Linked DNA regions of Mus musculus: region 1 is linked to region 2. Evidence: chromatin contacts called from ENCODE Hi-C or POLR2A ChIA-PET data. All regions are on one chromosome and are shown on one strand. The core of a region is the stretch at or near the end of the contact, and the rest is flanking DNA. Distances in the headings are between cores, read along the strand shown.

Evidence for each region. A loop is a pair of places that touch in the nucleus more often than their neighbours do. ChIA-PET counts read pairs that join two places held with the same protein, here RNA polymerase II (POLR2A).
Region 1: a map of heart shows a loop between it and region 2 (4-fold over the local background). The contact joins the promoter of Tlx3 here to the promoter of Npm1 in region 2. A Hi-C loop is called at or near these places in 6 of 37 maps with a recorded cell type or tissue (heart and left cerebral cortex). POLR2A ChIA-PET finds 5 or more read pairs at or near these places in 3 of 5 experiments (Patski and embryonic stem cell).

What each region holds. Positions count from the first base shown.
Region 1 is chr11:33,202,302-33,205,001 of GRCm38, reverse strand. It overlaps Tlx3 (T cell leukemia, homeobox 3), which reads left to right and starts at 1,414. Exons shown (of 3, transcript NM_019916.2): 1 at 1,414-1,963; 2 at 2,330-2,573. The coding sequence starts at 1,543.
Region 2 is chr11:33,161,955-33,164,654 of GRCm38, reverse strand. It overlaps Npm1 (nucleophosmin 1), which reads left to right and starts at 1,449. Exons shown (of 11, transcript NM_008722.3): 1 at 1,449-1,733. The coding sequence starts at 1,676.

The sequences.
Region 1 (2,700 bases), core at 165-2,664, 40 kb before region 2:
GGTGTGGGGGTGGGAAGGGAGCCGAGCGATGTGCTGTACCTACTAAGTGTAGGGCTCTATGCTCTTAGCACTCTCAATATCTCTCTCACAGTGCTCGAATACACAGTGCACGCTTTGCCCCATTTTACAAATAAAAACCTAAAGTCTCAAATGAATTTCAAACTTACTGAGCTATAAAGTGGCCCGCCCAAACCTACACACAACTTCTGACCAACATCACAGACATGGCTTGGGGCTTTCATAGTCAGGAAACCAGAGGAAGAGGCCTTGCCGCGAGTGTAGCGCTCAGAGTTTACAGCCAACGACTTTACAATCGGCCGCTAAGAAATGACTCTGGGTCTCACCCAGACCGAGAGAAAGGTGACCACTCCCCATGTGGTGCTGGCCACGGTGTTACCGGGCTAGTGTGGACAGTCCCGAAGGCGACAGCAGATCCTAGGGTGGTCAGCGTCTGGACTGAACTGCAGCCGGTAGGAGCTCGCTGCTCAAATTTCCAAAGGAAATTTCTCCATCTGCTCTAGATGGGAACCGCCCCCTTATGTGCCACTAACGACTGAGGTCCCCAAACCTGCTGCACCTCGGAGGGGTCCCAAACCAGCGACCATGGCCCTAACTATCCCGCAACGAATTTCAAGGGGCTGAATCCCAGTTCCCCACCAGTTGACCTCGGGTCCCTAGTCCAACCGGGCCCGTACGCGTGGGCACCTGCTAGTCACCGCTCAGTCCTCCTGGCTGGGACCAGGAAGCATCTCCAAAGTGCCCGCGACGCCTCGTTGGAAGCCCGGGCGAGGACAAATTCTCCCCACGCGGGTCGGTGTCCTAGGTGGCGTGGAGAACGCTCCGGTGCTCCCCTTGTTCCACGGGTGGACAGCGCCGAGCTTGCACCCCACAATGCTACGCTTTCGTTGCTCCGAAGGAGGGCGAACGGCCCGATAGGCTTCCGCAGATTTCGTAGGACCGTTCTTGGGTTGCATCTCTGCTGTGGCTGAAGATTCATTTTGTTTGGGGTTTACGCAGATGAAAATATTTAGAAGACAACGAAAACCCCCGCGGCAAAAGGCCATTTCCCCAGCAGCGCCTACGGGCGGGTGCGGCGGCGGGAAACGGCCGAGCCCGGAGCGGGGAGCGTCTGCTAATTGCAGCTTCGTTAGATTTCGGGTTTGAGAAGCTGCGGTTCGGGCGCTAATATCCGCCGCCCATTATCCCGGCTAATAAATTTGACCTATTGTTCGTTTGTTAAAATGATGTCACCTTGGAACAGTCCCTAAGCTCCTATTTCCATGAATTAGGCCTTTATTGAAAGCCGGGAGCCAATGAGAGAAGAGAGGCTTGTTGATCGCAGCCAATGGCTGCGGCGGGAGAGGAATTAGCAGCGGAAACTCCAGGTTCGGTTCAAGAAAGATGACACAGAGCCTGTCGGGCCCGCGCACTCTTGGCAAAGTTTCAGTGCGACTGGAGGCGCCGGGCGCTCCATGGCCGCGCCGTAACGGGGACCCAGCAGCCTCCCCGCCCAGCCCAGCCCAGCCCTTCCGCCCGCCCAGGATGGAGGCGCCCGCCAGCGCGCAGACCCCACACCCGCACGAGCCCATCAGCTTCGGCATCGACCAAATCCTCAACAGCCCGGACCAGGACAGCGCGCCCGCCCCGCGGGGCCCCGACGGCGCCAGCTACCTGGGAGGGCCCCCCGGGGGCCGTCCGGGCGCCGCGTACCCGTCTCTGCCCGCCTCCTTTGCGGGCCTCGGCGCGCCCTTCGAGGACGCGGGATCTTACAGTGTCAACCTAAGCTTGGCCCCCGCCGGCGTGATCCGGGTGCCAGCGCACAGGCCGCTCCCTGGGGCCGTGCCGCCGCCTCTGCCTAGCGCGCTGCCCGCTATGCCCTCGGTGCCCACGGTCTCCAGCCTAGGCGGCCTCAATTTCCCCTGGATGGAGAGCAGTCGCCGCTTTGTAAAGGACCGCTTCACAGGTGAGCAGAGCGAACCACCAGGAGCCAGGCCTCGGCTCTCCCGGGGCCAGGGGCGCCGCGCCCTGTGCACCCCACTCCCAGGATCGATTCCAGAGGCCCAGGCGTGGCGGAGGCCTCGGCACCCAGAGCTCGGGGCGGCTATGGGTGGGGGGAGGTTGAAGGTAAATCGGAGAGTTATGGGTCGGGGGAGGGGGGAAAGAAACCAACGTCCCAGGGAAAGGGGGGGGGGCGTCCCTGCCTGGCTTGAAGCTGCGGAGGGGACTCGCGGGACGAGCGAAATAGCGGAGCACTGTGTCCCACGGGGCTCCACGTGTGGCCCGAACGGTGGTAGGGCTGGGCTTCAAGGGGCCTCATGTGTCTCTGCAGCGGCGGCCGCGCTCACGCCCTTCACCGTGACCCGGCGCATTGGCCACCCCTACCAGAACCGGACGCCACCCAAGCGTAAGAAGCCGCGCACGTCCTTTTCCCGGGTGCAGATCTGTGAGCTGGAAAAGCGCTTCCATCGCCAAAAGTACCTGGCCTCGGCCGAGAGGGCGGCGCTCGCAAAGTCCCTCAAAATGACGGACGCGCAGGTCAAGACCTGGTTCCAAAATCGGAGGACCAAGTGGCGGTGAGAGAGGCCCGGCCCGGCCCACCACGCACCTGCCCTGCACCTGCCCCGCCCTGCGCGGCAGTCCAGCATCACGCCCTCTCCTGTGCTAGCTCCTACCCGCGCCCCCTGGACCATGCATCGCCCT
Region 2 (2,700 bases), core at 200-2,699:
TCATTGTACCTAAGCATGTGGCATCATTCAGTGACAACTAAGGCACCTAAAGTTTCGGGGAGGCAGGAAGAACTGAGTCTCTGTGTAGTCCTGCCTATCCTGGAACTTGCTCTGTAGACCACTGGTCTTGAACTCCTGATCCACTTGCCTGTGCCTCCAGAGTGCTGGGATTAAACCAGCATGAGCTGCATTTAAATAAGCTTCAGAATCCAGAAACAATCAAACTGTCTGGCTTGCACAGGCTCAAGGGGTATCAATGCTTCCTCCTGCACCTTCTCAGTTTGGATGGTCAAATTCTGTTCACCCGTTCTTTCCCACACTATACCCAGTCTATCTCTGTTTATTTTATTATTATTATTATTTTGGTTTTTCGAGACAGGGTTTCTCTGTATAGCCCTGGCTATCCTGGAACTCACTCTGTAGACCAGGTTGGCCTCGAACTCAGAAATCCGCCTGCCTCTGCCTCCCGCAAACTGGGATTAAAGGCGTGCGCCACCACGCCCGACTTTTTTTTTTTTTTTCTCTGTTTATTTACACACACAATTCTTCCAAGTTTCATGATTTTTTCCTTATAGTTGCAAACTGAAATTCACATATTGACAGATATCTCCGAATTTAGGATTTGATACGTAATGGGCTCACATGCATTTATATCTGACACGTCTCTGGAGTCTACAAACATTGGTACCATTATCTACATTCCTCCCCCAAATTCTTAAATATGCTAGCTCCATGTTGAGATAAAAAGATTAGGGCCGCTGTCAGAAAGCACCCAACGCTGAGGGATGTTCGTCAGGATTCATTTTAAAGCGCTAATTCCCAGCCGAAGATTCGTATTAAGGCTCATGAATTTCTAAAAAAGCGATAGGCCTTCATTTGGAATGATGAAGACGGCCTGCGTTTTCTCAGTTCTGCACGCTCTAAAGTTTTAGAAAGATGCTCTTTGGAGGCGACTGACTGGGTTTCTCTTTGGTCCCCAAATGACATAAAGCTGATAATTTTCGTTTTGAAAATGCTGCCTCAGAAAAGAGGTGCAAAAGCATGGCTGCGGGGAAAGTAGCCTAGATCCAGCCACTCCGCCCTGGGCTCCTGAAGCTACGTGAAAACGAAGAGCAAGCCTTCGAGCAAGCCAAATCCTGAGGTGATTATGCTTGTTCCAGGCCTACGGGGAACGGAGGGTGGAGAAAAGAGACGCTCTGTGGTTCCCTGGCTGCAGCCGCCATCTTTCAGGGTGGGCTGCGCACGCTCTCGGCCCTGGGCCCGCGAGCACGAGCGGAGAAGACGTGGAAGCCCTGAAAACCCAGAGCGAGGCCACAAAGAGAAAACGCGCCTGCGCTTGGGCGACAGTAGTGGAGGGACGGGGCCAGAGACGAACGCGCGTGCGCAGTGAGAGCCCGCCAAGCACCTGGAGGAGGAGGGGGGCGAGGTACCTAGGCGTGAGGATGAAAGGCGCACGCGCAAAAGCGCGACTGTGCGGGGAGTGGGAGGGATCCAGAGGAGGCTCGCGGAGGCAGGACTAGCGCAGATCTCGCGAGATCTCCTGCGACCATATATACGTGCGGAGAGCCCGCGTCCTTTCCTTGGCGTGATTCCGTCCTGCGCGTCTGTTCTGTGGAACAGGAGGCAGTTGTTTTCCGTCCGGCTTCTCCCACACCGAAGTGCGCGCCTCCACCTCATGGAAGACTCGATGGATATGGACATGAGTCCTCTTAGGCCTCAGAACTACCTTTTCGGTAACTGACTGGAGGGGGAAGCGTGTGCAGGGCCTGGTGATGGGGGGGGGGGCGGGAGCCCAGCCGAGGCCTGGCGTGTGGGGAACGCGGCGTAGGTGGAGGCCGGAGAGCAAGGAGGAATCTCCCAGGCCTTAGAAGCAGCGGCCTGAACACTAGGAAAGCCGCCGGAAAATGGGGCGGGAGCGGCCCAGCCTGTAGCCTCGGGTGTTAGGAGCGGCCGGCCGGCCGGCGAGGGTGCGACCTTGCCTGTGGCGCGAACTTGAGAGGCGTTTCTCCTGTGCACGAAAGCCCGCACGGTCGCTTCCGAGCTCCTTTTTTTCCTCTTGTGTTGAGCCACGGCAGGCGGCACGGGAGAAAGGGGCCTGTGGAGCGAGGCGAGGCCTACCTCCGCCCTGTTGGGGAGGATACATCTGCAGGCGCTGGGCTTTCCAGGGGCCGCATCTTGTATTCTGTGGCGACCGAGGGCTTCGCCCAGTAACGGGGAATGGTCCGAGCAGGCGCCCTGAGGCAGAAGGGGCAGCAACCCCTAGGAGCACGTGGTTGCCACGTGGTTGGGGGTTAGGGAGGGGGTGTGGGCTCTACATCCGGGCTCTCCGACTCTAGCCAACCTTCAGCCGTGGGATCTTGTGGCTTAGTTAAAAGTTCTGGGAGGGAAATGTTTATTTCATAGCCCGTGGCGTATGGGTTTTTGAGATCTTTGTTCATATCTTTCAGTATCCACAGTGATGGAGCCCCCCCTTTTTAATTTGCCTCTGGTAGGCGGAGTCAGCATCACGTTGCAGATAGCTGTACTGATGGCCCACGTGGCTTAATGTTAGGAGTACCCTTAAATCATCTACCTGGCTCTATCTAGAACTACTTTTTCTTGGGGTGGGGAGAGGGAAGGATCTGTTGAACAGACAAGATTCGCTTTAGCATCAAGGCTTTTGGGGATCACATCTATAGTCTTGCTGCCTACCCTACACCC